2 separate regions of the Homo sapiens genome follow, and region 2 is linked to region 1. A link is a loop called in an ENCODE intact Hi-C map of the cell type or tissue named here. Cell type or tissue: K562. All regions are shown on one strand. Each heading gives the region's core, and the rest is flanking DNA. Links, peaks and the distances in the headings are about the cores only. Region 1 has its middle 12 kb from the start of TSPAN13. Region 2 overlaps BZW2 (basic leucine zipper and W2 domains 2).

What was found. A loop is a pair of places that touch in the nucleus more often than their neighbours do. Peaks named below come from ENCODE experiments on the same cell type or tissue, not always from the same donor. Only the 100,000 strongest peaks of a DNase experiment are listed, where the experiment ranks them.
Region 2: it touches region 1 in a loop (1.8-fold over the local background); 2 of 110 quality-filtered maps call a loop at or near these places.

What each region holds. Positions count from the first base shown.
Region 1 is chr7:16,733,573-16,749,803 of GRCh38, reverse strand. No RefSeq gene overlaps it. Among named protein-coding and RNA genes, the nearest start is that of TSPAN13, 12 kb to the left of the region's middle. In K562, for the core only: no CTCF peak of the experiment used is centred there; a DNase peak (open chromatin) is centred at 9,393.
Region 2 is chr7:16,654,472-16,670,702 of GRCh38, reverse strand. BZW2 (basic leucine zipper and W2 domains 2) reads right to left here. Exons shown (of 12, transcript NM_014038.3): 2 at 5,202-5,266. The coding sequence starts at 5,259. Among named protein-coding and RNA genes, the nearest start is that of BZW2, 16 kb to the right of the region's middle. RefSeq lists an enhancer at 12,368-12,951. In K562, for the core only: no CTCF peak of the experiment used is centred there; a DNase peak (open chromatin) is centred at 9,512; H3K4me3 peaks cover 216 bases.

The DNA.
Region 1 (16,231 bases), core at 8,017-10,516:
ATGTGCCATTTTCTGGGAGTAAATATTATTTACTTCAGGCTCTATTTTTCTTCAAGTTTGCAAGGCCACATTTTGGAAGAGCATATGTGATGAGACGTACTGTGGTGTCTTTAGAAAATAAAATCTGCCATAGGCAATGTCCTTCTTTCATATTATGCCTCCATATTGTTCCTTTGATGAAAAACTGCCTTTTTTTAAGTGAAAAAAAGAATGGGACACTGGACTACAGTTCTTCTCACAGAGTTATACTGGAGACTAAGCTATGAGATTACATATATTTCTGAGTGGAAGGAGAGCTTTTATTTTATTTTATTTTATTTTTAGATGGAGTTTCACTCTTGTTGCCCAAGCTGGAGTGCAACGGCACTATCTTGGCTCACAGCAACCTCCACCTCCCGGGTTCAAGCAATTCTCCTGCCTCAGCCTCCCAAGTAGCTGGGATTACAGGTGCGTGCCACCAAACCCTGCTAATTTTTTGTATTTTTAGTAGAGACGGGGTTTCACCATGTTAGCCAGGCTGGTCTGGAACTCCTGACCTCAGGTGATCCACCCACCTCAGCCTCCCAAAGTGCTGGGATTATAGGCGTGAGACGCCGGGCCTGGCCAAGGTTTTATTTTTATACAATAAAGTTGTCTTTATCCACAAAATCAATAGAATGGATAATTGAATTGTATTTCTTAAAAACTGGCCTTCTAAACTGTTTTAATTTAAGATCTTTAAGATGTAGAGTACTCCTCCAATGATTAGAAGAGACACAAGATGGAAATAAAGGTTTTATTACTTACTGGGTACCTGCATGCCTGGAGGCCACACACAGAGATATCCAGGAGTCTGCGCAGGGGGAGAGAGGGGGGTCTGTGGGCAAGTGCCCTTATTGGTTCCGGGGGTTTCCCGTGGGGAGTTTTAATTAGTGAGTTCATAACAAGCAGGCATGACTGCCAGGAGGTCACACAGTGACTGACAGGTGGTCATTGTGGCATGTCTGCACAGTCCATGCAGGTAGTGAGGCTCAGCGGGCCAGTCAGGCAGGCTGCACTGATTAATAGCCGTCCCACTGGGAGGTGGTCACCAGGAGGAAGCTGTATAAGGTAGATGTGTGGATTGGCCACATTGAGGAACTGGGAAGGTGTAGAACTGGAAACTGAGCCCTGCTTCTGATATGAGTCCAATTTCAAAATGTATGCCGTGGCAGCATAAAATTATAAGAATATACTACAGCCAGGCACGGTGGCTCACGCCTGTAATCCCAGCACTTTGGGAGGCCAAGGCAGGTGGATCAAGAGGTCAAGAGATCAAGACCATCCTGGCCAACATGGTGAAACCCCGTCTCTACTAAAAATACAAAAAATTAGCCGGGCGTGGTGGTGGGCGCCTGTAGTCCCACCTACTCAGGAGGCTGGGGCAGGAGAATCACTTGAACCTGGGAGGTGGAGGTTGCAGTGAGCCAAGATTGCGCCACTGCACTCCAACCTGGTGACAGAGTGAGACTCTGTCTAAAAAAACAAACAAACAGCAAAATATATATATATATATGTATATATACTACATAAGCAAACTATTTTTAACAGTTTTCAATTAGGAATAACAAAGACAAACATCAATTTTTCATATACTTTCTTAGTCTCTGAATAAATCTTTAATGTGAGATGACCTTCTAACAATTTAGGAGATCGGTACGCTTCCTTCCTCCTCCTTCTCCTCCTCTTCCTCCTCTTTTCCCACTCTTCCTCCTTTCCCCCTTCTCCTCCCCTTCCTCCCCTCCTCCTCTTCTTCCTCCTCCTTCTCCTTCTTCTTCCTGCTCGTTTAATATGTTTTTGAGGCCGGGCACAGTGATTCACGCCTGTAATCACAGCACTTTGGGACGCCGAGGTGGGTGGATCACCTGAGGTCAGGAGTTCCAGACCAGCCTGGCCAACATGGTGAAACCCCGTCTCTACTAAGAATACAAAAAATTAACAGGGTGTGGTGGTGGGCACCTGTAATCCCAGCTACTTGGGAGGCTGAGGCAGGAGAATCACTTGAACCCGGGAGGTGGAGGTTGCAGTGAGCCAAGATAGTGCCACTGTAACCCAGCCTGGGCGACAAGAGCAAAACTCTTCTCAAAAAAAAAAAAGTATATATATATATATATATATATATATATACTTTTTAAAAATGTATATACGTATATATACATGTTTTTGAGTCAGGGCAATAACAGAATTCTTGTGCATTAGTCTAGATCTTCTGAGAAGCAGATGCCAAAACTGGGTTAGATGTGCAAGCAATTAATTAGGAGAAATGTCCATGAGGGGAAATAGGGAGGGAACTCTTGGAGGCTGGGAGAGCTAAAAGACCACAGTGCAGGTTTGACATCTGTGAAGGAGAGAGAGAATAAGGCAAGAGAAGAAAGGAAGGGGAGAGAGAGGAGGGAAGGAAGGGTCTATGACTGCAGTGCAGTTTTAAGGAGATTTGGCAAGGCCAACAGGGAGTCCAAGCCAGATGTCAGAGAAATCCCACATGCTCTCCTGGAATGACCCTGCCTTAGTGTTCCTGCCACGCTGTCACAGGCTGGAAATATCAGCACAAATGCTGTGATGGATTTCAGAGTATAACATGGGACTGGCTTCATTTATGCTCCCCACAATAGATCTGAGAAGTACATTTTCTTGAAAAATAATTCTGATTACATTTTTTCCCTGTATTCTACAAAGATTTCTCTAGTCACATTTCAAACCATCTTTCAGTTTTGCAGTCTTCATCATTTTATCAGGGAAGAAAATTCTCTCACTTCACTGGGTAATCAATTTCAGATTTTAATAATTCTTTTCTTTTCTTTATTCTTTTTTTTTTGTGTTGCGGGGGACAGGGTCTCGCCCTGTCGCTCAGGCTAGAATGCAGTGGTGCGATCTCGGCTCACTGCAACTTCCGTCTCCCAGGTTCAAGCAATCCTCCTGCCTAGTTGGGATTACAGGCACGTGCCACCATGCCCAGCTAATTTTTGTATTTTTAGTAGAGACAGGATTTCACCACTTTGGCCGGGCTGGTCTTGAACTCCTGACCTCAGGTGATTGGCCCGCCTCAGCCTCCCAAAGTGCTGGGATTATAGGCATGAGCCATCGCACCTGGCCAGATTTTTAAAATTCTTATTGTAAAACTCTTTTCATGGTTAAGGTTTAGTTGACATTAACTCAAATTTATGAAATTCTTATTATTCAAACTTAAGGTCAACATTTATTTTTAAATAATTCAACATGGCAGTCAGGTGAAGTGCCACATGCCTGTAGTCCTGGTTAATCAGAGGGCTGAGGTGGGAGGATCACTTGAGCCCAGAAGTTTGAGTCCAGCCTGGGCAACATAGGGAGATCCTTTCTCTAAAAAACAAACACACACAAACAAAAAAAAAATCCCAAATATTATTCAATCCTTTTCAGACAAGACCATAGGAGGAAAAAAATAATAATAATTGAACACTAGGATCTGATCGTCCTCAATAAATCCTAAGCTAAATTACTCCTAAACTGTTATACAGCACTGTTACCGACCCTACCAAAATACTTTCTTGACCTCCAAAATATAAACATGAAATTAGATAAACTTATAATTGCTTATCTAATTGTTTATCATAGATAAGTTATAGCCACATAAAATATCAGTGGTATAGTTAATTTTAAATTGCTTCAACTATAGTCCACATTGCTATAAACTTCAGTGTAATATTTTCTTAGCTAATCAAATATTATTATTAAACAAATTGACCATTTAAAAAATATCTGTCAATGATTTTAAGTGGATTGATTCGGTTAAATTTTTTCTAATGACAGATTTTTTATTACACCTTTTTCCATTTTTCCTCTGATTCTGCTGCTTCCTAAGCAAACAAAGAAAAGAACTGGAAACTTTCCTTTGTAATGATTTGCAATCTTTAGGATTGAATGAAGCATAGGCAGGGAGCTTCTTGGCTGACAATGAGACAAAGAAGCTGATCAACAACAGAAGTCTCTCTCCTTCTAAGTCTACCCTTTGCTCTATTTTCTCTGTGTTATCCTACTCTTTTGAACGTATTGCCAAACATTAGCCATTAAATGCAACACATTCATTGCTCCTACAATAATAGTAAGTTTCCCTTTTGCTATGCAGGATGTGTCACTGTTCACACCAGAGGACTTCAAACCAGAATTCAATTTCAGAAAATGTTTTTCTTCCAACCACAAATTAAACATGAAGTTTTTTTCTGGCTTTTACCAGCCAGATGTTGGATGTAAATTCTTTTTTTCTTTTTCCTTCATATAATGCCAGCAAGAATAAAACATACATATCTATTTGACCATCTGGTTAGATTATATCAGCACTAACATCCCAATTCTAAATTTCTAGAAGTGAGTATTTTTAGTGGTATATTTAGCTACTACGGTATTACATATAATTCCAGAGCCTAAAGAGCAAATCCAGCTCGACAACCAGACAAATCCAGCCTGGCCACTGACAACCTGCCTTCAGTGAGGGGGACAATCAGCTTTAATGACTGAATAATCTACCTACTCTTTGCCTCTTTATTCTCTGCATCCTCCCTTTCCATTGGTCTTTTACTCCCTTTTGGATTCTGAGGCCTGAATCTGTTTCCATTTTGAATATTGTAGGCCAATGTGTTGTATTTATTTGTCCAAAGGCCACTTCAACAGATGCATGTTTGGCTCTGAAAGCTAATAATGCTGATAGTGACAGGAGGCAGGCAGATGCCTAGGCAGATAGGGGAGGGTCCCCGGTGAAACCGAACCTTCAAGCCAAAGACAGTTTAAAGCCCAGCTACAAGTGCAGGGTAAATCCACAGACCAGATTGAGAACCTGTCTTCCTATTTGGCATGCTTTCCTCTGATTGATCTCCACCCTTCACCTATTGTACATATACCTACCCTTTCTGAATTGGTTTTCTCCCCTGCTGTGCCCACCTTTGAGTATTGCCTTTGCTTTAGGCTTTCTCTACATACTCACTCACAAACCAATCAGTACACACTCCCCTATTCTGAAGCCATAGAAGTCCTGCCCTCAGCCACACTGGGAGAGAAACTACCCGACTGTGGGAGTGGGGGACCATTTCCCCCACCACTTCCCCTCTCCACTGAGAGCTGTTCCGTTGCTCAATAAAATTCTTCTCTGCCCATCCTCACCCTTCAATTGTCAGTGTATCCTCATTTTTCTTGGACTTGTGACAAGTGCTCGGGAGCCACTGAACATGGGTACAAGCTATAGAACGGTGGGCCAAGTGGGTGGGGTGCCTCCAGTGGCAGGCCTGGGCCTGAGCAAGGCCCAGGTGAGGGGAGAGGGGCATCAAAAGTTGTGGAGGTCCCTGGTTGGCAAAGTGGCCAAGAAATATCCTGCATCAATACTGCCTCAATTAATACACATAAATCGGAGAGTAATAGGTAAGAATGAACAGGGGAAAGTGCAATTAAAGTGGCCAGCTGAGTTTATTTAAATAAACTGTCATTGTGTTTAAGAAAATGAAAGTAACCCTGGCATTTATAAGGGTGATTAAATGTTCTTAAGTTTTATAAAAACATCTTTCTGTCTCTTATCTATGAAGAATTTATGAGTCCTAAAAGTCAGATTGATCAGTCTAATGCAGCTCCTGGTGTACTGGTAATCCTCCAAACTGGAAACAACTCAAATATTCATTAATAATAGAAATGGATAACTAAATCATGGTACATTCACATAACAGAAACCTATCCAATACTAGAAACAAACAAACAAAAAAATACAGCTACGGCAACAATATGAATGTGTCTTACAAAGATAGAGTTGAGTAAAAGAAACCAGAAATACAAAAATATATATTGTATGATTCTCTTTATAGAACAAAAACATATAAACTTACAGTGTTTAGGGATGAATGTCAAAGAGTGAAATTATGAATAAAAGTGAGGGCTTGATAATCATAAAAGTCAGGGGAGTCACGCATTTTGGGGGTCCAGGGGCGGGAAAATAGTGATTGGAAAGGACCACAGGGTCTGAACCCCTGCATGTTGATAGCATACCCAGATGATTACTTTATGATTAAGCTATAAAAGAGACCAGTGAAGGTAAGATAAATACTTATAGCCTAATGTGCCAGTAATCTGAGTTTTAGATTATATAAACAATGTTATCATAGAAAAAAATAGTAAAACCATCTGTGTATTTTTTCAAACTTAATTTCTTACACACATTTTTCTTTAGAACCATAGCTGTTTATTAGAGAACGCAGATGGTGAAGTGACCTTTCTCATTTCACTTCAGAGGACTTTGCATATTGGCTGTTACTGCCAAAATTTACCAATTGTGTGTTTGTGATATTTCTGACAAAGTCTACTAGATACAACCTACGACAAAGACACAGAGTTTTTGGAAATAAAAGTGTGTCAGAGTTAAGTCATATCCTGTTTACACAAGTGCAAATACACTGGAACACATTGTTTAGTACTTTTCCGAAATAAGGTGAATGGTTGAAATGTTTAAAGCCCTATTATACACCAGTCAGAAAATACTTTTATTCTCTCTCTTTTGATAAAGGGCTTCACAGTGTATTAAATTCTACACCGTTGGAAATTATTTCCTGCTAGAAGTTTGAGGGCTGTTTGCTATTAAATTTTATCTTCCAGTGGTGTAGAAAGGTCCAAAGCCATTTTGATTCTTTGTATGGGGTGATTCGGATTTGGTTTTATTTTTTTTCTTTCCCTTTGGAAGTTTGTAGAATCTTGACTTCGATTGCAGAGCTCTGAAAATTTGCTCAAGCTCTTTTAGGAAAAGAATACAAAGTACAAAATACAAAATTTGGTACAAAAGTGAATATTTACATTTAAAAAACAGCAAATTAAAAATTTTCAAAACAAATGATATGGTGATATATACCACAAGCCTCCTTCACAAAATCCTGAAAAATATTATATAGTTTATACTAATTAACTGCCTTATAATATGCAAATAGCTCTATAATACATTTTTTCCTACCTTTTTTTTTTCTTTTTTTTTTCTTTCTGAGACAGGGTCTAACTCTGTCTCCCAGGCTGGAGTGATAAGATAATGGTCACAGCTCACTGCAACCTCAACCTCCTGGACTTAGGTGACCCTCCCAGCTCAGCCTCTTGAGTAGTGGAACTACAGGTATGTTCCACAATGCCAGGTAATTTTTTTATTTTTTTGCAGAAATTTTTCCCAGGCTGCTCGCCACATTGCCCAGGTTGGTCTCGAACTCCTGGGCTTAAGCGACCCACCTTCCTCAGCCTCCCAAAGTGCTGGGATTACATGCCTGAGCCACCACACCCAGCATTTCCTACTTTTTTGGCTGCTTACTTTTTCATATCTTCTTCATATGACAATAGTTTTGTAATATTTTCCAGAGAGAATAGAAAAATAATTAAGTCTTTCCTCCAGCATGGTTAATTAAAGCTATTTATTATCAATAATTTATGTTAACTATTTTCTTCTTTACAACTTATAGTCACAATTCATTATTAGTGATACTATATAAATTTGGGGAAATTCCTTGTCTCAATTATTTATTTTTATATAATACATTACCCCTAAATTTAGCAACTTAAAATGCTAACCATATTATTATACCTCGCGATTTTGTAGGTAAGGAATTTAAGCAGGGCTTGGGGGTCCAATTCTGCCCCTATGGTGTCACTCTGTGGTATTCAGGTGACACTCAGTCTGGTCTGGAGGGTCCAGCCTCACATGCTGGGGTTCAACCGGGATGTTCTGCCCCTCCTTACAGCCTCAGGACCTCTCCATGTGGTTTCTCCAGCAAGGTTGTTGGACTTCTTACACAGTGGCTCACTGTGCTGAGACAAAGTGGAAGCTGCCAGTACTCTTAAAGACAGGCCTCAGCACTGGCATTGGGTCACTTCTGATGTACTCTTTTGGGCAAAGCAATCACAGGCCAGCACAGGTCCAAGGAGAGAGGAAATAGACTCAACCTCTTGGTAGGAGTCGTAGCAAAGATTTTGTGGCCAGTGATTCAGTTGCAGTTATCTGCTGCTACCTAGCAAACTACCCTCAAAACACAGAATCTTAAAACTACAATTTATTAACATCTTTCACAAGTTTGTGCATTGCCTAGACTCAGCTCAGTGTTTCTCACTTGAGGTTCCTCATTCTGCTCAGTTAGTTGGAGGCTGGGGTTAGAGTCCTCTGAAGGCTCTAGCGGACTGGACATAGAAGATGCCCTCCTCACCACTTCTCTGGAGCCTCAGCTGGGATGGCTGAAATAGCTGAGGTATACTGGCCTTCTCTACATAATTGGCTTAAGCTTCCTCATAGCATGACAATCTCAGGGTAGTTGAACTTCTTACATGATGTCTTGCTTCCCCTACATATTTCAAGAGATCCAGGCAGAAACTCCAAGACTTTTAGGGCTTAGTCTCAGAAGTCAGCCAATCCTTCTCCCACAGTTTTTGGGTAAAAATAAAGTAATACTACCAGTGAAGGTTCAAGAGGAGAAGACTACACAATAACATTAATACCAGGAAGCATTGGGGGCTATCTTTGAGACTGGTTACCACACCCTAACAAATTTCTTTTCCATCTGTGGCACTGCACCATTGTGTTTCACTGCATGAACTGACACAGTGGAAGTACCTTCATACATGGGACCAGCAATGACTTAACTATATATGGAAGTGACTGCAGGCTATATAACTACATTGTACTAAGTCCAATCTAAATATATCCCTAACTCAACTTACCCCTAACTAAATCTCAGTATGTTGATGGCCTCTATAAAGCCACCTGGCAGAGGTGAAGTCGTAATAGAGTCAACAGCCTTAATGGTTTGAAATTTAAATATCTTAAGTTTGCAAATTTTACAAAAAGATAGGACTATGTGAACACATTCCCAGAATCCCTCCCAAGGCCTTGGAAGAGATCTATTTATAATCTTTTAATTCTTTCCTGTTCTCCACCCTCAGTTCCTGCCTATTTCAGGATCGCTTTCTTCTGACATGCTACTATAGCGTCTATAAGTAGTCTTCTTATCTCAGACTTTAGTTGCTTCCATCTATTCTCTACCCTTCAACAAAAGAAATCATTCTAAAAAATAAATTTGACCTGATTGTCACTCTCGCTTAAAATCCTTAATGGCTCTTTGCCATTTTAAAGATTCCTTAACATAGTTTACAAAGTTTTTCAAAGCCTGGACCTTATCTATCTTTCAACCTAATTCTTCTTACTGACCTTCAAGCACTCTTTGATCCAGTCACACTGAACTATTTTTAATTCTCTGATATTCTTTTCACTCTTGGTCGTCTAACTCCTAGGTCTGGGTTAGGCTCTGTATTAGTCAGATATGGTAGACTATGCTGTAACAGAAAGTTTATTCCTCCCACGTGCAAAATTGAGTCAGAGCAGCAGTCCTTCATGCAGTGACCCAGCAGTCTGAGCAGCTTCTATCTTATCATGCCAGAGGGAGAGAGCCTGGAGAACACACACATGCTCGTAAAAACTCCACTCAAAAGTGATTCATGCAACTTGGCTCCCAGTCCTTTGGCCAGAATGAATCAAATGGATGGAATAATTGGTGAGCACCACTAATTATACTAGGAAGGAATTAAAATTAGCTGAACATTATCTTTAAACTATGGCTACTGTATCATGGTGTAAATTACTGGGAAAAATCAAGTTAGTAAAAAATCTTCTCCCAAACCAGAAATCACAACGGTAATAAAGAAAGAAAACAAACCCTTTTATTACTCAATAAACATTAAACCAGAATGTGATGTACATCATAGGCAATCTTCTAAGAGATTGCAAAAACAAAAAGGAATCTCACCCTCTTATATCATCAACCAGATATAATCCACTATATACATGCTTTCAAGATAAGCAATAGCTACTTCTGTTTTGAGACAGGGTCTCACTCTGTCACCCAAGCTCGAGTGCCATGGTGTGATCTTGGCTCACAGTAACCTCGACCTCCAGGGCTCAAGGGAGCCTCCCACCTCAGCCTCCAGGGTAGCTGGGACTATAGGTCTGTGCCACTATGTCCGGCTAATTGTGTTTAGCTTTTGTAGAGATGAGGTCTCGCTATGTTGCCCAGGCTGGTCTCAAACTCCTGCAGTCAAACAACCCTCCCACCTCGGCCTCCCAAAGTGCTGGGATTATAGTGATGAGCCACCATGACTGGCCAATTAGTTTTCAAATAAGAGGACTGCCAACACCATTTGTCACACCATAGTTTATCCTACCTTTACCTAGCTATTGGGGTGACCGTCTGCATTTTTTTCTAGCCTCATACAACAATCAACACAGAATACATCTGTGAACAAATGGGGCAGGGGGTTTCCCACTACACCAAGCAGCAGACACCAGCAGGGTGTCCTCTATGTCCTCTAATTCAATTCTGTTGCTATCTACCTGGAGATAGCCTCACGTCCCATAGGTTGAGGGCTCAGTCCCCAAGATTATCCCCTCCTTACCACTAGTTGCAAGTCCAGGCTTCCAGAACTTCTGATTGACCAGCTTCAAATTGGGTTTCCCATGACCCCCTCTTTGGGTTCGATTAATTTGCTAGAGTGGCTCACAGAACTCAGGGAAACTTACTTGCATTTACTGGTTTATTACAAAAGATATTTTAAAGGATATAAGTGAACAGCCAGATGAAGAGACTCATGGGGTGAAGTCTGGGAGTGTCCTGAGTGCAGGAGCTTCTGTCCCCGTGGAATTGGGGTGCCACATCTTCCTGCACATGCTTGAGTTCTTGTTCACCCTCTTGTAAGCCTCCACATGTTCAGCTGTGGGAAGCTTTCCAAACCCTGTCCTTTTGGGTGTTCATGGAAGTTTCATTACATAGGCATGATTGATTAAACCATTGGCCATTGGTGATCAGCTTAACCTTCAGCCCCTCTCTCCTCCCCAGAGTTTAGGCGGGGGGTGTTGCTGAAAGTCCCAGTCCTCTAGTTGTGTCTTAATATTTCCAGTGACCAACCCCCATCCTGAAGCTACCCAGGGGACCATCAGTCAACTCACTAGCACACAAAAAGACATCACTTCAGAATATCTAAGAATTTTAAGAGTTGTATGTCAGAAAACAAGGAAGAAAACCAAATACATATTTCACCATATCACACTATCTATATTAGTTAATTGACTTTATCCAGAGTGTCATCCAAAAGGCTATCAGGATGGCTAAATAGTAGAAAGGAGAGCTTTTTGGGCAATATTGGTTTGCAAACTTGTAAGAGACATTCTCTGGCATGTGCCAAAGGTGTTCTCTCTTGGAAAAGGGGAAGGACAGGTTGGATTTTATGCCTCACAGGGCCTGTATCACACAATAGAGTCATAGATATTCAACAGGTTGGGGGGAAAAGCTACACGCATTTAGGAGAGGAGCTGAGTGCATGCACAGTGAGTAAATACATATGTCACATACATTCCATGTACACTTTGTGGTGAAGTTTTACCATTAAAATGAAGTGAAATTTGGCTCTTTATCTCAAAAGATGAACTACAGAACACAAAGACAGTTTGTGTGTGTGAAGTCTCCATAAACTGGCTGAAATGGCTTAAAGTCTGCAATAGCTTATCAGAAAAGATGTCTATCCTTTGTCCAGTCAGAGTGTAGTGGTTTGGGTTGTAAATCACGGGAGAGGTCTGACAGTTCCTATTGTTAGGAAGTTTAGAGCCATAAGGATTCAGAAATCTGCCTTGCCAGCCGAGCCTCAACTCCCGCAGGTGATTTTGTTTCCTCAACTGTAGGGTTCCTCTTAGTTGATAAAGGGGAATTTGTTTTGGTGTCTCAGATCGCAAGATGTTTGAATCCCTCTTTAAAAAAAAAAGATCACAGAGGGGCAGGCCAGGCATGGTGGCTCATGCCTGTAATCCCAGTGCTTTGGGAGGCCAAGGCAGGCAGATCACTTTAGGTCATGAGTTTGAGACCAGCTTGGCCAACATGGTGAAACTCTTTCTCTCCTAAAAGTACAAAAATTAGCCAGGCGTGGTGGTGCATACCTGTAATCCCATCTACTAGAGAGGCTGAGGCAAGAGAATCACTTGAACCTAGGACGTGGAGGCTGCAGTGAGCCGAGATCACAGCCTGGGTATCAGAGTGAGATTCCATCTCAAAAAAAAAAAAAAAAAAATCGCGGAGGAAAAACAAACTTCTTCTATCTTTATGAGAAGAGATAGTTGTGCAATTTGAAGCAAGGTGCCCACCTAAATAATCTCCACTGAAACCAGTATGTAGGGTGCTATCTCCCTGATGTTTACATTTCAAAGAGATGGCCCCTAGTTCCTTGAAAAAGGCATTCATATGTCATAAAGCTGGAAACCTCAATCTAGTCTTCAAAAGGATTTATATACATTTCAAAAGAAGAGAGTATCTACAATTACAAGTTTTTTTTAAAGTAAATGCTCAAAATAAGAGGAGAGAAAAAATTCTTCCCTTTTCAACAGGGAGAAATAAGCCTCTTATTTTTCATTTGTATGTTCCCTTTCATTATGCACATATTTTGATAGGTACACAAGACAATTAAATAGGTGAAATTTCATCCAACAAATATTTCTAAGATTGCTTACTATTGTCAACTGAAGAATGATGAGGTTCATACACAAATTTGGAAAGAAGAGCTTTATTTTTCATAAAGAGCTGCAGGCTGCAAGTTGGCCATTCTGACAAGCTGGGAAGCATAACCTCCAACCAGAAGTCAAAAACAAATACTTCGAGGGAGGGACAAGGGGAACAGGAATTTATGCTGAGCAGGGTGGCCAGATATACATATTCAATAAGCCATAAGAGGAGTCCTGAATAGTTATGAAAGGAGAAACATGCATGTGTGCGATTGAGCTTCATGCCCCTTCATGGGTCCAATGTACAAAAAATGGTGGCATTAGCATGATCTGAGGGTAGAGTTTTCTGCCCTCTGACATCAAAAGGTAAAGCAGAGGACTTGAAAATCCTTACTGTATATTCTCTATAGACTGGCCAAAGGAACTCGATTGTTCGTGCTGTCTTATCAGGCAAAAAGTGAGCGACAGTATCAGGTGGTTGGTTGATATCTATAGTGGAATCTTTTGAAAGGGCTGGTTTCTATTTAGCCCTTATGGAAGAAAATCTAATCATAGATTGCAAAAGAAGGGGTATAAGATGTGCGTCTTACCCTTATCCCATCATCGCCAAGAACTCAAGTTTTCAAGGTAGTTCTGGGGTCCTTTGGGCCAAGAAATGGTCTGTTCAGTCAGTTGGAGGCCTTAGAATTTTATTTTTAGTTTATGTTATGTACTAGCCATGCACTTGGCAAATGAAAAATCCTTTATGCTTATTCTAAACTAAAAAGCTCTGAAAATTATACAAATTTTTATATCTAGTGCTGAGATTGTTTTGGTAGCAAAATTTGACCTAAAATGACATGAAACTAAGTATAATCTTTATTTAGTTCACTTGAGGTAAATAATCTTAATACATTTTGCTAAGAATTATCAATGTTCTTGAATCCTGGGCAAGACCCCAAATCCTGCTTTATTAGCTTCAGTTATCATTTTACTTTGATTTTTGAAGGAAAAATGCATTAAAACATGGAGCAGGAGGTAGAATATTAGATTCAATATAGATAAGTGGTATTTAAAAAAATTTAATTTGGGGCCAGGCACTGTGGCTTACGCCTGTAATCCCAACACTTTGGGAGGCCAAGGAGGGTGAATCACCTGAGGTCAGGAGTTTGAGACCAGCCTGGCCAACATGATGAAACCCTATCTCTATTAAAAATACAAAAAGTAGCTGGGTGTGGTGGCAGACACCTGTAATCCCAGCTACTCGGGAGATTGAGGCAGGAGAATTGCCTGAACCTGGGAGGTGGAGTCAGCAGTGAGCTGAGATCATGTCACAGTACTCCAGCCTGGGTGACAGAGTGAGACTCCATCTCAAAAATAGAATAAAATAAAATAATTTAATTTCACATTATATCCAGTTAATGAAGTTGGAAGAGTAGAAAGAAAAAGAGAAAGAAAAAGCAGACAGACTGAAGGAAAGGGGAAATGCAAGCACCATGTATACAAATGAGGGCAAGAATCTTATTTGTTTTATTTCTAGTTAAATATCCAGAATTTAGCACAGAGCCTAATACAAAGTAGAAGCTCAACAAATATTTGTTTATTTGTTTAATGGGAGGGACAGGAGGAAGTACAGCAGGATAGGCACAGAAAATAGAAACAGTCACAGGATAATCACCAAAGGAAAAGAAACAAATATCATATTCCTAAAACTGGAGATGGGGGAAAAGAGAGAAAGAGAGAGACAGAACACAAAGCTACATACAGAGAGAATGAAAAAGACAGGAAAGAGAGAGACTAAGAGTGTCTGAGCTATTAGCCTGGTGACAGCTCTATAGAGATGAGAGGGACTTTAAGAGACCTATTATCTTTGATCCTTGAAATTCTAACTCACTGATTAAAGACTTTCCTCAAATTATTTATACTTAAATTTTTAGAGGCGGCTTCTGAAAGGCCTGGCCACAGCAGTTCACCAAAAGTGAAATTATTCTTTTGGTTGAACTGACACGGAAAGATGACATGATGGGGTTGTATTTGCCTGGTGAGTTCTTCCTGCTCACTGCACAGACAAAATCAATTCACTGAGAATGGGGCATTTCAGCAGAGAAAGAGTTTAATAGACACAAGGCCACCCAACGCAGAAGAATTGGAGTCATCACTCAAATCAGTCTGCCCAAAGGCTTAGAGTTTAGGGTTTTTATGAATAATTTGGAGAACAAGGAGCTAGGGAACGGGTACTGCTGTTTTCTGTTTTGTTTTGTTTTGTTTTGTTTTGAGATGGAGTCTTGTCTTGCACTGTCACCCAGGCTGGAGTGGAGCGGCACGAACTCAGCTCACTGCAATTTATCTCAAATAACAAAGGTTCAGGGTAAGTTAATTCTACTCAAATTTACAGGAAACCCAAATTAGATTCAACAGAGATAAGCAGTTCAAATTTCCCGGTAAGAGTCACTAACGGGGCTTAGGTATTGGCGTTTCCTTGAATCGTCCTCTAAATTGTCTATCTTAAGATTAATTTGTTAGTGATTTTGTTACAGTGAATAAGACTTCTGATCTATATCTTAGCCACATGTAGGAGAATCCTAGCTTTTTTTCTTTTCTTTTTTTTTTCTTTTGAGACGGAGTCTCGCTCTGTCGCCAAGGTTAGAGTGCAGTGGTGCGATCTCGGCTCACTGAAGCCTCCTGAGTGTCCCTGTACCTAACTCCATGCTCACACTTAGTCATCAAGTCCTGTTGCTTTACTTTCAAGAAATGTATCACAAAATCTCCACTGCTTTCACGGTGCCCAATCACCCCTCATATTGTACCTGGGTTCCTGGCATGGCCTCTGACCAGCTTCTCTTCTTCCCCTCTTACTCTCTTGGCACAAAATTTATGATACAATCTTGCTGAAGAGCTTTCAGAAGCTTTTTGAATTCTGGGATAAAATCCAAATTGTGTAACTTGACTGATTAGGCCCAGCCCACTTGTCCACTGCCCTCACTTCCCCTGCTTCCGTCTCTCCACTGACCTCCTCTCCTTTTTCTTGTTCTGAGGCCTCCTCAAATCTCTTGTCTCTTAAAGCATCCTCATGCAGACTCATTGTCCATTCCACCAGAATTGTCCACTCTCAATCCTTCTTCTTCCTCTCCCACCCTAAATGCCAGGTCCCTACACCGCTTTCTTGTCAGTGAGGCCTGACTACATTTCTTTTACCCTTTAGTTCTCAAGTTAATTCTCTAACTCTGCATTTTTTCTTCAAAGCATTCCCAACAATTGCAAATGGAAGAGTTGCCTCTGCATTTATGTGTTCATCTTCCCCCACAAGAATATAAGCTCCATGAGGTCACAGATTAGATATGGTAAATTTCAAAGATAATTTTCATTTTTAAGTTTTTTGTTTGTTTGTTTTTGAGACAGGGTATCACTTTGTTACCCTGGAGTGCAGTGGCACAACTGTGGCTTACTGAACCCTGACCTCCCAGGCTCAAGTGATCCTACCACCTCAGCCTCCTGAGTATCTGGGACTGAAGGTGCGTATGCCACCACACGCAGTTAATTAAAAATTTTTTTTTTTTTTTGTAGAGGTTTCACCATGTTGCCCGGGCTGGTCTTGAATTGTTGGGCTCTAGAGATCCTCCCACCTGGGCCTCCCAAAGTGCTGGGATTACAAGTGTGAGCCACCGCGACTGGCCTATTTTTAAGTTTCTTATTAATACAATAATAGGCTTGCAAAACAAACTTATT
Region 2 (16,231 bases), core at 8,494-10,993, 80 kb after region 1:
GGGAGGAGGGGATAACTGGGTTTCTACACAAAAGGAACCCACTGAAAAGCACAGAAAACTTCACCTCCCACTCAGGGTCTAGCCAACAGGCAATTCTCCTTCCTTGTTGAAAAAAGATATTTTCTTTCCTATAATATGAGAAAGGTGGAAATAAAACAACTACATGCTGTTATATTAAGTCTTGTGACCAGTTTCCAAAATCAAATAAAGTCATTCCCACAAAGGCCCTACCACATGGTTGGATGTTGATTCAGGTGGTAGAACAGATTTTGATGATTTGAAAATTACAAATGGAGGCATTGGGAAATGTAAATGGATAAATGAGGAAAAACCCAGATTATGCCAAGAATCAATGCAGAGGACTTTGTTTTCAATGTAAGACACAACTTAAAAACTTGTTTGTAAAAAGATCTTCATCCTCCCATTCCAAAAGAATTACCAGCAAACAGAAAAAGGAAGATAGCATACTACAGCCAAGGATATTTCAACAGTGAGCAATAAGGGTGGTAGGTCAAAATGATTACTTACAGCTTGGAAATCTTAAAAACTTATGATGGACCGAAAGGACTAATAATTGTTTTGCAGGCTGAAAAAAGCTCCCAGCTGCTAAAACAAAGTGACCATCAAAAGGACTAGAAAATTCCCATATAAGAAAATGGCAAGAACACTAATGAAAACTTGAGAAACAAGACAACTTTGGAACTAAAGAGTCTTTTTCATCTGAAAGTACAGTAAATGTAGTTTGCATTTTATTAGAGGACAGTCTAGCAGAAATACTAACAAAATTCGAATGAAAATATGCCATTGCCTCCTTGGATTTCCATTTGGCAGTTCAAGTCTGCCTTGAAGTGAGAAGGATATAATTAGGGTCTCCAATTTAAACTGTGCTGGTGAATCATAATTGTGATACTCAAGAGTTAGTCATCATAGCCCTTGTACTGACATAGAGAAGAAATGGGCCTAATTCTGACACTCAAATATGCGTATACATTACCTAACTTGCTTACTGTGGGAACTACAGTAACTGGTTAAAAACACATTAGTGAAGTGATATAATAGCAGAACCTACATCCCTTTCTGGATGTCACTGAGATGTAGCAATGAATTTTAAAAATCACATATTTTCTTTTTTCCTGTAAAATCAAATGTATTTTCTAATTATATATATACACATACTCATATTTGCACATATATTTCAAGATTTAAAGGTTTGCTCATTTAGTTATTAACACCACTTACTATAAAGCTAAAAGTGATTTAAAACCAATATTACATGGCTGGGCATGGTGGCTCACGCCTGTAATCCCAGCACTTTGGGAGGCCAAGGTAGATGGATCACTTGAGCCCAGGCGTTCTGAGACGAACCTGAGCAACATGATGAAACTTCAGGTTTACTAAAAAATACAAAACTTAGCTGGGTGTGGTGGTGCACGCCTGTAATCCCAGCTACTCGGGAGGTTGAGGCACAAGAATCACTTGAATCTGGGAGGGAGAGGCTGCAGTGAGCTGAGATTGCGCCACTGAACTCCAGCCTAGATGACAGAGTGAGACTGTCTCCAACAACAAAAACAAAAAACATTATTTACAGAGCTAAAGTCTCAGGGAGAAACCTGAGCACATGGTCATGCTGAATGCCTGCAGTTTGGCCTTTTTTTCTCTCTCTTGTTTTCACTAATTGTAATCCAATTTTTCTAAAAATGTACAGAAAGAACAGTTTGATTATTAAATGTTTCATTTAGCAAAGCATAATCCAATTGCTCATGGGAGAAATTTTCATCTTTTCAGATTTTCACAAGTCACAGGAAAAAACATAATTACTTTGGAGAATATATCATAAGTGAGATGTGTTTCATAAAGGAAAAGAGAATCTGATTAGAGTTCTATTATATAATGTGTCCTGCCATGACGTTTGTATTTTAATGCTAAGCAGTAACGACAATGCAATAAGAAATACATTGTCATACTAACTTGGCATGCAGGAGCACTGGCTTTGCTAGGAAATGTTTCAAAGTGAAGACCTATCTTCAGAAAACAGCCTATCACAAGGACCTTGAAATATCCTCAGTAGTAATTTTCCCCAGCTCTACAAAATTGCTAATCACTTATTTGATGTCAGCCCCTTCATAATAGCAAAGAAAAGTTAAGGATGAGAAATCATCAGGAGGCGTTTCACTACTAAGAAGAGCAGAAAATGAAGTTGACTCAATTTTTATTCCCCCATCAGGAGTTTGGCACAAAATGGCTCAAGTGTTGCTTCAATCCCCAAGAGATATGAGTTATATGAATCTAGATCAACTGGCAAATAATATATATTTCTCAGTGGCTCTCCCTGAGCACTCCAACAGCACAATCTTGACCACCAAGTGATTCAGAGGCAAACCGGTTCTGAAGGAGAGAAAACTTTCTGGTTCTTAACTGAAGACAAACGTAAGGGCCAGTTTACTCGCTGACTCACGTCTGCTGTTGTGCAACACATTCTGAGGCCCTCTCTTGAGCTCAGTTCCAGTGAATTAGCGTCACACTAATAAAGATGCTTGAGGTGGAGATCCAGCTCTGAGATTAACACGATCCCCCAGCGGCAGGCAATAGCCAACGTTTCTGTGCCTCATAGCTGGGCATATATTAGCTATTATCACATTACTAGGCTCCACAATACCTTCACTGTAATTAGGTTTCTGAACTATATTGGTCATTACTGATAAATCCTTTTAAAATCATCCATGTCCTTTTTTCCAAGACTGCTTTAAACAATAAGACAATGAATTCTGGTTAGCACTTTGTGTTTGATATCTGCTTCCAGATGGCAAGGGGCAATGTAGTGGGGCACAATTTGTAAGAGTAAGATGAGGACTAAATAGAGAAGTGGCTCAGGCTATACTTGTACTTATTCTTCTCATGCGGATAGGCCAGAAATGAAAAAAATAGAAAAGGGAGAGTGCAAAACAGAAAAACTGTACAAAGTAACTATTTTCCGGTCACTTGAATTTTTTTTAATTTTTATATTTTACTTTGAACATGAAGCTTCCCAGCAGATAGCACACAGTTAAATTCAGTCTTACTGCTTCCTAGTGACTCTTACAAACTCTTCTGATCCAAATGATCTATTATATTGCAATTTCTTTTCCGTCTACGTGACTAGACTTGTTACTTAAATGGAGACAGCACTGCAAGAGAACACAGGCTGCTTAGCACTGACTGCCAAAGGCATATAAAGTCAGTTATTAAAGAGATAATTTAGTCCTGCAAGATCATTACATGTGATTCTGCTCCAACATCTTTTACCTTTATACATACTTCCTTAAATATTTTTCAGTAATTCCCTTCAACTTTATTTAATTTAATCACTCACATCATGTTTCCTCTTTGAAAAAGTTTCCCTATTGAGTTCCAGTTCAGCGTTTTTTTTTTTGTTTTTTTTTTTTTGAGATGGAGCTTCACTCGTTGCCCAGGCTGCAGTGCAGTGGTGCAATGTCGGCTCACTGACCTCCCAATCCTGGGTTCAAGCGATTCTCCTTGCCTCAGCCTCCAGAATAGCTGGGATTACAGGCATGCGCCACCACGCCTGGCTAATTTTGTACTTTTAGTAGAGACTGGGTTTCTCCATGTTGGTCAGGCTGGTCTCAAACTACCAACCTTAGGTGATCCACTCGCCTCGGCCTCCCAAAGTGTTGGGATTACAGGCATGAGCCACCACGCCTGGCCCCAGTTCAGCTATTCTTACATCCAAGAGGACCTCTATATAATTATGCAAAACTGACTAAATATAAAATCATGTTTAAAATATTCTTGGCTTGGTGTAGTGGCTCATGCCTGTAATCCCATCACTCTGGGAGGCTAAGACATGAACATCGCTTGAACCCAGCTTCAACAACATAGCAAGACCTTGTCTCCACACAAAAGTGGCTCCTTGGGTGGCTGAGGTGGGAGGAGCACTGGAGCCCAGGAGGTTGAGTCTGCAGTAGCTGTCATGGCACCACTGTATTCCAGCCTAGGTGTCAGAGCAAGACCCTATTTCAAAAATAAATAAGCCACTAATTAATTAATAATAAATAAATAGGCGGATCACAAGGTCAGGAGATCGAGACCAGCCTGGCCAATATGGTGAAACCCCGTCTGTACTTAAAATACAAAAATTAGCTGGGTATGATGGCGGTTGCCTGTAATCCCAGCTACTTGGGAGGCTGAGGCAGGAGAATCGCTTGAACCTGGGAGGAGGAGGTTGCAGTGAGCCGAGATGGCGCCACTGCACTCCAGCCTGACGACGGAGCAAGACTCCGTCTCTAAATAAATAAATAAATAAATAAATAAATAAAAGTCTTTTATACAGGCCAGGTGCAGTGGCTCACATCCACAATCTCAGCACTTTGGGAGGCCAAGGGAGGAGGACTGCTTGAGGCCAGGAGTTTGAGACCCTGTCTCTACAAAAAAATTTTTTTAAAACGTAGCCAGGTGTGGTGGTGTGCACCTATAGTCCCAGCTACTTGGGAGGCTGAGGTGAAAGGACCACTTGAGCCCAGGTGTTTGAGGATGCAGTGAGCTATCATCACACCACTGCACTCCAACCTGGGTGACAGTGCAAGACCCTGTCTCTAAAAAAATATATAAAATATTATTTACACAAAAAGAATGCTAAGATGAACATTATAAAAAAACAGTCACTCACACAAATAGAAATTTTACCAGTCATCATCAAAATGGGTCTATAACTACTCTTACCACAATTGAAGACACTTGAAAATATGGTTTTTAAGGGGAATTTAGGGCAGTAGATTTATTTTGACTTCTTCATTTCTGAAAAATTAAAAAACTCTTCAATATCTCACTTCCTAATTTACTTTTCATTTTATCATCTTTGCCATCAACGTTTTCATAAAACGACAAAGAAAGCAAAAACCAAATACAATGCTAATGTCAAAACCAGTAAAATTTATCAATTGCCTTCATAACCTCCTAAGACAACCTGAACAGAGATATCTATCCCATTCTGTAGATGAAAACAAGTAGCACAGGCAAATTAAATAACTTGTCCAACAAGTAACTGGCAGTTCTATGGTTTCACTAAAGCACTTCAGATTCTACACTCAGAGCTCAAATGAGTAGAATCAGTGAGGCTGGGGGAAACAGGGATCATTCAGATTCTTCTCCAATCTTATATTTTGGTTACAACTTTAAACACACACACACACACACACACAACCTACCCCTTTTCCGAGTTTTGAACCGCTGGCCTGTTAGCACTGGCTTCTGATGCTTATTCATAAAATTTCTGAAAACAAAGAAAATAAAGATTATGTATTTCAGATAAGCAGTTTATATGGAAAACATATGGCCAATAAGTTTGGTTGAACATATGTTCAACCTCACTCATTACTGAATATGCCTCTTTTTTTTTTTCAATTGAGACAGAGTCTCGCTGTCGCCCAGGTGGGAGTGCAGTGGTGTGATCTCAGCTCACTGCAACCTCTGCATCCCGGGTTCAAGTGATTATCCTGCCTCAGCCTCCTGAGTAGCTGGGACTACAAGCGTGAGCCACCACGCCCAGCTAATTTTTGTATTTTTAGTAGAGACGGGGTTTCACCATGGTGGCCAGGTCTTGAACTCCAGACCTTGTGATCCACCCACCTTGGCCTCACAAACTGTTGGGATTACAGGCGTGAGCCACGGCGCCCGGCATAAATACACTTTTAAAAATGAGATCTAATTTTAACTTGGACTAGCAAAAATTTTAAAGTTTACTAATACTCAGTGTTGGCAAAGGACATAGGAAAAACAACCACAGACACCAACTTTGATGTAAAGGTTAAACTCCATGAAATACTTTGAGGAAAATTTTGGTGAGTATTTACTATAAACATTTACATGGGCATAACCTTGGTCCAGCAGTACTCTACCAGGAATTTATCCTGTAGCTATATTCACACAAGAATGCAAATATACTTGTATATGTAAAAGGATTTAGTTGCAGCATTGTTGTATACATAAAAAATGGAACATGAAATGTCCTCAAATAAGTTATAATTTAGGCACCAAGTGGAACACCACGAAGCTTTATGAAAGCAAGAATTAGATCTAACTGTACCACATTTCTGATCCTGGCTACCTTTCTGACGGTATATGTATGTTCAATACACATCTCGTCTCATCGCTCATTGAGTTCCAGTCACATTGATCTCTTTGTTGTTCTTCCAATAGGCCAGATAAGGTCTGGCTTCTGAGGCTCTGTTCCTGCCTCTCTTTCAGGAAAGATCGTCCCCAGCTGTCCACATGGCTATCTCCTTGCAATCATTCAAATGCCTCCCTGAAAATGGAGGTCTTCTCTGACCATCTCCACCAAAGTGGCCTGTTGTCACTAGCTCTCCTTACTTGGCTTTGTTTTTCTTTAGCAGTGCCTGCCATTTTATTATTATCTCTTTGTCTGGGGTCTATACCCTCCATGAGTGTAACCTCCACTAGGACAGGAACCTTGTAGGTTTTTATTCCATAGAGCTCCTTTAGCTCCTCCATTCTGTATCTTTTATATTGAGCAAAGTATAAACATATAATAAATACTTTTCAAATAAGTTGCTGGACTGTTATGGAAAGATGCTCAAGGGATATTGATAGTGGAAAAAAGCAAGCTGAATAAAAGAATGTAAAGTACTTGGTTAAAAGGAGGGTGTATAGAATATATGGTTTTCTATGCAATAACAATTTAAGAAGGCTACAAGAAACTGTTAATAGATTTTTTATCTTTTTGGTTTACCTTAATGGACAGGGATTTGAGTACTTTATACTATTTTACTGGATTTAATACACAATTTAAAAATTGCAATATATTATCTTTGAAAAAATGTAAGGCCTGCTCCACAAGACTTCTTAAAAACTGAGAATATGCTTGCTGACTTAAATATTATAAACTGAAAATATGTCTAGATTGCTTCAATTATGAAGTCCAAACATTCAATATAACATGCATTATTCAAGCAAATTATTTAATTACCTTCCAAAGCTTTTAGATATTCACTTGGAAATGTCTAGATTTCCTTAATTACTTATACCATCAAACAATAAAAAATTTACATTATTCAAGTAATTTAATTACTCCCAAAAGTTTTTTTTAAAAAATCCTTAAGAACATGAAAAAATTATTTATGTACCAAATTTTCCTTCTTACACATAAAAGAGAAACTTGTAGCTTCACATAATAAAAAATCTGTTTATTATTGAAAACGTCAAGTTAATCATTATTTTAGAAGAGAAACTAATCAAAAGTCACATAAAACAAAAAAAGTAATTACATGGCTTGAGAAATAATTTTTGCCAACCCTATAAAGTAAAATGAACTTAATACATCACGCTTGGGGATACAAAGGTTATTAAGCCAGAATCCATGCCCTCGAGAAACTCACTAGGAAGGATAAAATTCAAACATTTGCAACACAATGTAATAGTTCAAACAGTAGAAACACAGACCAGTGTAAGAATAAAGTAATTGATTGCTTATGTGTATGGGGGCAACAGCAACATATCGAAATCATTACAAATGCTATAAACTTAATCAATGAATTCCCATTTCATTTGATGGATGTTGAAAATAGAGCTTCTAATGCATCATTTATATTCACTGCAAAAGTTTCATTCAGAAACTTTCCTGCTGGCATTATAAACAGATTCACTCTGAATCAGCCAATACTTTATTGTTGCAAAAGTGATGATGATATACATATTATTGTCTCCATATCTCCCAAACACAAATATTATACAAAATATATTTGTGTTAGCAAAGAAAAATATGTGTCAAGAATTTGGGTGTTGGGTCTTGTACCAAGATGCAAAAAGAATGTAGCTCAACTGGACAGAAATCTCTCCAGCAGACTTCTCTGCCAAAGATGTTTTTCTTCTTTCTTTCCGTCCTTTCTTTTTCTTTCTCTCTCCTTCCTTCCTTCCTTTTTTCTCTCTCTCTACCTCCTTAGAGATGAGGGTGTTACTATGTTGACCAGGGTGACTTCAAACTCCTGGACTCAAGCAATTCTCTCATCTCAGCCTCTTGAGTAACTAGGATTACAGGCGCACACCACTGTGCCAGGCTAAAAATGGTTTTTAATTTGTAATTTCAAAAATTCTAAAGTGTGAGTCCTTCCTAAAAGTTTTGTTTTGGGGTTTAGAACACAAACTCATGGAATTCCCTAATTAACTCTTTGCACCTTGTTTTTCTTTTTTCTGTTAATGGAGAAGTACCACCAAACACAGCATATGAAAGAATTACTCTATTTTCAAATGTTTAGCTTTTATACTTACTTCCTTTCTAAGCATAAAAGTTTGTTTCTTTATAACCCAGGTATGTGGGCTTACTTTTCATACCCTCGATACATTCCATGTGGAGAAACACATGATAACATGTAAACATAAAAATGTATGCAAAGACTTTGGTATAACACCCAAAATTAACACAAACAAACAAAAACTCACCCACTGGTGGTGACAGACTAAATAAAGATATTCTGCTCTCCAAGAGTGTCTATCCTTTAGCTGTTACTATTTGGAGCAGAGGCCCCACTTCCCTCTAAATTTAGCTCTTCATGCTACACTATAATCTGCTCCAGTAAGGGTCAGCCTTTATAAGGTACTCACTAAGCCCTTATAAAAGCCCTGGCCTAAGAGAAGCAAGGACACTTTGAATAAGAAACTGCTCGCTTCAACCTAGGAAGATAACAAAGACAGTTCTATTAGGCCAATGTCAAAGGCTGTTAGTACACTGCCCTACAATGTATTTTCAAATCTAATAACTAAAAATACTTAAGTTTAAAAAAATAAAAGTTTAACAGTATCCTCAGAGACAAATCCCCATGGTGGTACAACCTATGCATCATGACAATTTGGCTTCTGTTTTAAAAACTATAAGCCACACACAAAATACACACATATTCTACCAAAATGGAACAGTTCCATGGTTTAAAATAATATTAAAATTGTATGTGAAATGGTAAACAAAATGGACTTAAGTATTTCACATGTCACCTAAGAGACTACATTTCTTGGATACTCCACAAGGTAAAAGAAGGCGATAAGAATACTAAAATGATCCAATCAATCAAATATTTAGAAACTTGATACTATATTAATGAATCGAACACTTTTGCATAAATTCCTATTTTAAGTGTAAATTGAAAGGTTTTTAGGTCTAACCTATTACATTTATTTCTGTTACCTACCTCAGTCTGTTAATCTTCTAACTGTCCTAGCATCTTTTTCAAATTCGGTCCCTTAACTTGCAATGAGACTCTGGGCCCAGGTGTGACAATGAGCCACACTGGCACAGATGCATCTCATAGCAACTGTGCACTAATCCTTCCAGTTACCCAGCCCACCTTAAGTGGATTAGCACCTTCGATGTAGACTGATCAGTCTTACCTGGGACTCTTCTTTAGTTCTCTCCATTTTGGAAAGAAACTGATCTACCAGAGGACTTACCTTCTAGTTGTCCCTACAAGGGAATGACTGCTCCTGTCTAATTATCCAGCACTTTGGTCTTAGATTCTATTTTTGACTGCTCTGGTATGACTCATCTTTGAACTATGATAACCTGCCTTACGTAACATGCTATATTACTAACATGTGCTATGCATATGTTATTCAAACAACTTTATGAGCATATATACTCTAAAGCAGGGAACACAACATTTTTTGTAAAGAAATAAAAGAAAAATATTTTACTCTCTCTGAGGGATATAAGGTTTCTGTTCCAACCACTCAATTCTGCTGTTACAGTGTGAAAGCAGCCATGGACAATATGCAGACAAATGGTCATGGCTGTATTCCAGTAAAACTTCATATTAACACAACAAGTGGTGGACCAGATTGGACCCCCAGGAGGTCCTTTGTGAACTCCTATTCTAGCGCATTGTATCCAATAGAAGTGTCTGTGATGATGGAAACGTTCTCTATCAGCACTATCTAATATAGTAGCCACTACTGATCCCTTGAAATGCGGCTAGTGACTAGACAAATAAATGTTTAATTTTATTTTATTTCCATTAACTAAATTTAAACAGTGTGGCTAATGGTTACTTATGTTAGGCTGTGCAATTCTTATGTCCCAAAACACTTAAATTTGATACAAAGATAAAAATACATCTAAAGAATAGAAATTTTTAATTAATATTTTTCAAATAAAGTAGCTCGAAGAGTAGTCTGCACAAATTTCAAAGCCAGGTGGCTAGAGTGAGGAAAAAAGAAAAATTACCACATTCCAAAGTAACACTCTGTGTGCAGTCAATACTGTTTAAGACTTTAGGAAAAAAAGACCTTTTTTTTTTTTTTTTTAAATATGGAGTCTCGCTCTGTCACCCAGGCTAAAATGCAGGGGTGTGATATCTGCTCACTGCAGCCCCGACCACGTGGGCTCAAAAGATCCTCCCAAGTAGCTAGGACTACAGGCACACTACCAGGCCCGGCTAATTTTTTATATATTTTGATAGAGACAGGGTTTCCCCATGTTGCCCAAGGTGGAAAAAAGACTTTGGAGTCTAAAAATTATAGGGCAACAACATAAAAAAGGATGAGTTCATGTCCTTTGTAGGGACATGGATGAAGCTGGAAACCATCATTCTCAGCAAACTATCTGAAGGACAAAAAACCAAACACCGCATGTTCTCACTCATAGGTGGGAACTGAACAATGAGAACACGTGGACACAGGAAGGGGCCTGTTGTGGGGTGGGGGAGGGGGAAGGGATAGCATTGGGAGATATACCTAATGTTAATGACGAGTTAATGGGTGCAGCACACCAACATGGCACCTGTATACATATGTAACAAACCTGCACGTTGTGCACATGTACCCTAGAACTTAAAGTATAATAAAAAAAAAAATAAAAAAATAAAAACAAAAATTATAGGGCAACAATATCATTCCCAAAGTATAAAACGTTTCATAAAGATATAATAACAACACACAAAACTCAATAAAATTGAGACACTTCACTGCAGTGTTCTCATGAAGTACTTTGTATTTAATAACAAGTTTCAAGAATTACCTTTTATTCTATATTTTAAATGAGTAAAATTATCTACTATTAAAATAAACTTTAAAAATTACCCATAACTATACAACATTTTCCTTTCCATTAATGCTAAAATTAAAAGAACAAGTAACATAAAATCCTTTACAGAAAATAAAGGAATCTAGGAATCTTTTGGGTTGATAACATTGTATTATCATTCTCTCCAAAGAAACAAAAAATAATTAAGTTGGTTCTAAAAGTTTAAATTATTGACACTCTAAGCAACAAACTAACTATATGCCTATAATAACACTATACAATTTGTTGCCTGAAATAACATTAGCTTGTTTAATATCCTTATCATGATTTTGTAACAGCCTCTGCCTACTCAAAATCACTCAGCCAGTACAAAAAGCTTAATTACTAACAAATACTATGAAAGTTGTAGTATTTATAATAATTGAAAAAAAATTAAAATTCAAAACATGACACGAGTTATTTGGGCTTTAATAACTCTTTATAAGGTAGATAGTTGGCACAAGTAAAGAGTCCACCATTAAAGTTCTTCACTGGAAAATATATACATTTTTGAGGAGAATATACTTTTTTTATTGTTTTTTTTTAGTTTTTAAGAGTTTCGCCATGTTGCCCAGGCTGGTCTCGAACTCTTGAGCTCAAGCAGTCCTCCTGCCTCAGCCTCCCAAATTGCTGGGATTCCTCACCTGATCCTGTTTAATGCTTTTTTTTTTTAAGTTATTTTTATTCTTTTATATTATTCAGGATAAGAATGAAAGGAATAGGGAAATGACAGCAACATATAAATATATATATATATATACATTTTTCTGAGACGGATTCTTGCTCTGTTGCCCAGGCTGGAGTGCAGTGGTGCGATCTTGGCTCACTACAACCTCCACCTCCTGGGTTCAAGTGATTCTCCTGCCTCAGCCTCCCAAGTAGCTGGGATTACAGTTGCACGCCACCATGCCCGGCTAATTTTTGTATTTTTAGTACAGACGGGGTTTCACTATGTTGGACAGGCTGATCTCAATCTCCTGACCTCATGATCTGCCCACCCCGGCCTCCCAAAGTGCTGGGATTACAGGCATAAGCCACTGCGCCTGGCCGACAGCAATATTTTTATATTAGAAAAAAGAGCATTTGACCTTATTTTTCCCTTAGAGCTGTTAATGCAAATCTCCTTTCAGAAAACATAAAGGCACCATGAGAAAGTTTTCATTTTATTATAATACTTCCAAAACTACTTTACACCTTAAACTAATTAGAAGACCTAAGTTGTAAATGCTTGAATGCTTGTTTTTAAAATTTCCTTTTAAATAAAAATAAAAATATTACAAAAATTACATTTTAAATATCCATGTAGAAACAAATTAAGGCAACTACACAATGTCACTTACTTTATCTCAGTGAAGCTATTTTCAAAAACTTTTAAGAAGTATAAATTAATTCCTAAAATCCTTTCATTCTAGGAATCACTTCCTGGTCTCTAGTTACTGCAATTCTACTTTTCTAAGAGGTCCCTTAAGGCATGTGCATTCCTTCCTCTGGGCCCTTGCACTTTCCCCAGATGGGTTATCTCCCAGGCCCTGCCCTTCCCCCAAGGGCTAGCCAGCTCATTCAATCTTCCAGATGGTCTAATTTTACTGATGTCATTCTTAGGTCTTTCAACACTCTGAAGACACAAACACATATACACTACCCACATTGTAGCATACTTTGGCTTTTAGAAAACCCGTCCCTCAAATATAATGTTTCAGGGTACTTTAACAAAATGCCCTAAAACTTCTGCTCTCGATACGTTAAGACCCTTAGGTCTGAAATGTCAGTGAAGTGCTGAGGTTGAGAAACCCTACTGTAGAGAGGAAACAATGGTGAGCAAAGCCAGAGGTGGTCCCTGCTCTCAAGGGCTGAAAATTTTGCACCCAGATCTGAACATACCAGTGGCAACTAAGCACATATTTTATTGAACTACTTACTCGTATTTGCCAAATACTGGTGTCAAATTTTAGAAAAAAAAAAGTTTATCACTAGATAGTCATATCTCAAACCAAAAGTACAGTTAGAATGTACAAAATACATGTTTCCCAGTCTCTGATACTAACAATTTATTTCTGAAATTGGTAATTTTACATCTTATGCAATTTAGTGGAAGGGCAGAGGATAGGCAAGAATATGGGTTTTAAAGAGAGCAGAAAAAGAAGCTCAACACCAGCAGACAAACTTTTTCTACTTTAGGATATTGCATCAATGGAAACAAAAACAAGAAAGAAAAGAGAAATTTTAATATACAATGTGTGACTTAAAAATGTTAATTTCTATGACTTTGAGAAAACAATGACATGCTATGTAGATACAGCAAAATGCAATATTCTATATACATGATGTGATCTTGGCTATGTAAAATACATTTACGTCCAATGGTGGTCAACATGAGTAGTGGGTTCAAGGCACCTCTTATTCTTCTTACCTATACTTGTCTATATTTTCTGTAAAATAAATGCATATCCTTTCTATAATTAGAAAATTGTATATACTTAAGTGAAAACGTTTTAACCTCTTTTGAAGTTCAAACCAATTCTCAAAGAGTCACGAGCAATAATAACATTTTTGCATAAAAAGATATGTGCCACAGGATCTAACTATCATTCCCTACTGAGAGAAACCAAAGTTTCTTGGATAAATGGCTGACTCCAAGGCTGGAGCAGGGGAGATTCACTATGATCCTGGGATGTCTTGTGTTGGCAAATTCAAAAGTGTCTAAAAAAAAATCAAGCTAGATCAAAACAACATAAGAGCCATCTTGAGGACAATTCCACTGGCCTAGCCCAGGGCAATTTGAGGACCCAAATAACTAAGGATAATAGCTAATAACCCATTCAAAAAAATACAAACCCATAGGTCCATGCTCATAACTTTTAGCTTCATTTTAAAGAAAACAAATTTTTCAGTACACAAGGAAAGGGAAGTAAGTGAAAGATTTTCCTTCAGTAGAATGTCAACTAATAAACAGAGAATGAAACATTGAATTAGAAAATCACCATTTTGCAACAATTAAATAAAAAACTGATTCATGCAAGAGTAATCAATGTATGCTAAACCTACTTGTGTGTGTGTGTGTGTGTGTGTGTGTGTGTGTGTGTGTGTGCGCGCGCGCGCTGGGGAGTGCTTGATGATCAACAGGATACTTACATAGCCTCCAAGCATCTTCACATAAATTTTTTTAAAAATATAACTACATATTGGAAAAACAAGACCATACCTTAACCAAAGGACAACATACAATCACTACAACTCCAGATGTTTTACACTTAGAAGGACATATTGCTCATGTGGTACCCCAGACAAAAACACATGACCTGAATAGCTAATCATGAGGAAACAGATGTATATCTAGGGACATTCTCCAAAGTAACTGGTCTGTATTCTTCATCAATGATAACGTCTTTCCAAAACAAAGGTTGAAGAACTGTTCCAGGAGAATTAAAGGTGCATTGCTAAATGCAATACACATTCCTGGACTGAATGCTGTACTGGGAAAAAATATTTATGTATATATATATATAGTCATTTATATATATACACACATATATATGTATATATACATACACACACACACACATATATATGACTATTGAGACAACCTAAGAAGTTGGAGTATAAAGATAAAATTATGGTATCTATGTTAAAATTTACTGAATTTTTTTTTGCACTGTGGTTCTGTAAGAAAAGTATCTTATTTTTACAGAATAAATACTGAAGAAATAAGAGATAAAGGCAGAAAGTGTATGCAACCTACTCTCAAATGATTAAGAAATAAAACTGATTATGTACACATAGAACCCTGGAGCAATGGCAAACACAGGAAGCCATATGTATTTTAGGGCATGGCATGGTGGCTCCGATCTGTAATCCCAGCACTTTGGGAGGCAAATATCATATGATCTCACTCATGTAGAATCTAAAAAAGTTGGTATCACAGAAGTAGAGAGTAGAATAGTAGTTTCCTGGAGACAGGAGAATAGGAGTGAGGTGGGGATGGGGAAAGATTGGTGAACAGGTACAGAGTTACAGTTAGGAAGAATAAGCTCTAGTGTTCTATTGCACAATAGAGTTATTATAGTTAACAATAATGTATCATATACTACAAAAGAGCTAGAAGAAAGGATTTTGATTGTTCTTACCAGAAAGAAATGATGAGTGTTCAATGTAATGAATATGCTAATCACCCTGATTTAATTATTACACAATGTATATGTATATGGAAACACCACACTGTACCCCACATATGAAAAATTACTATATGTCAGTTAAAAACAAAAATGTTACATAGTAACTTAAGTAATTTAAAAAAACATTTTCCAGCATTTACCCATCAAAGTAATTTCTTCCTTCAATAAAGAAAAACTATGAACTAATAATGCTTCCATTAAACAAAACCCCTTTTAATTAATAGATTTATGAAACTTTTTTTAGAATTTCCTCTGGAGTCTACAGATCATTCTTTTGACTATACTCAATGATGAGAAATTTCCTTGTTTGATAGAGGATTTAATTTTAGAAAGTCGCCAGAGATCATTCAGAGTCTAATCCATTGAAAAAAGTAGGTGGCCACTTTGAAGCTATCTGGTGTGTCCAACCAGGTTTTTATGACAAAATACTGAACAGAAGCAAAAAAGTAGGTGATTAAGCTGAGAAACAACAGCATCTTTATTTGAAAGTGAGAGGTAACCTTTAAAAATCACTGATTATAAGGTCAGCTCATCATGTATATTATAGAATATTTAAGGAAAAATTAGAAAAAATCTATCAGTCTAACTTTCAGTAATGACCACTGTTCACACTTAAACACAGTATAGTATACAGGCTGGGCACGGTGGCTTATGCCTGTAATCCCAGCACTTTGGGAGGCTGAGGCAGGCGGATCACCTGAGGTCAGGAGTTTGAGACAAGCCTGGGCAACATGGTGAAACCGTGTATCCACTAAAAAAAAAAAAAACAATTAGCCAGGCATGGTGTTGCACGCCTGTAACCCCAGCTACTTGGGAGGCTGAGGCATGAGAATCACTTGAACCCTGGAGGCAGAGGTTGCAGTGAGCCAAGATCATGCCACTGTATCACAGCCTGGCTGACAGAGCAAGACTCCGTCTCATAAATAAATAAATATCATCCGTTTTTTTTTGGGGGGGGGGGGTTATATACAGAAAAAAATTAAAATTAAATTCTACCATC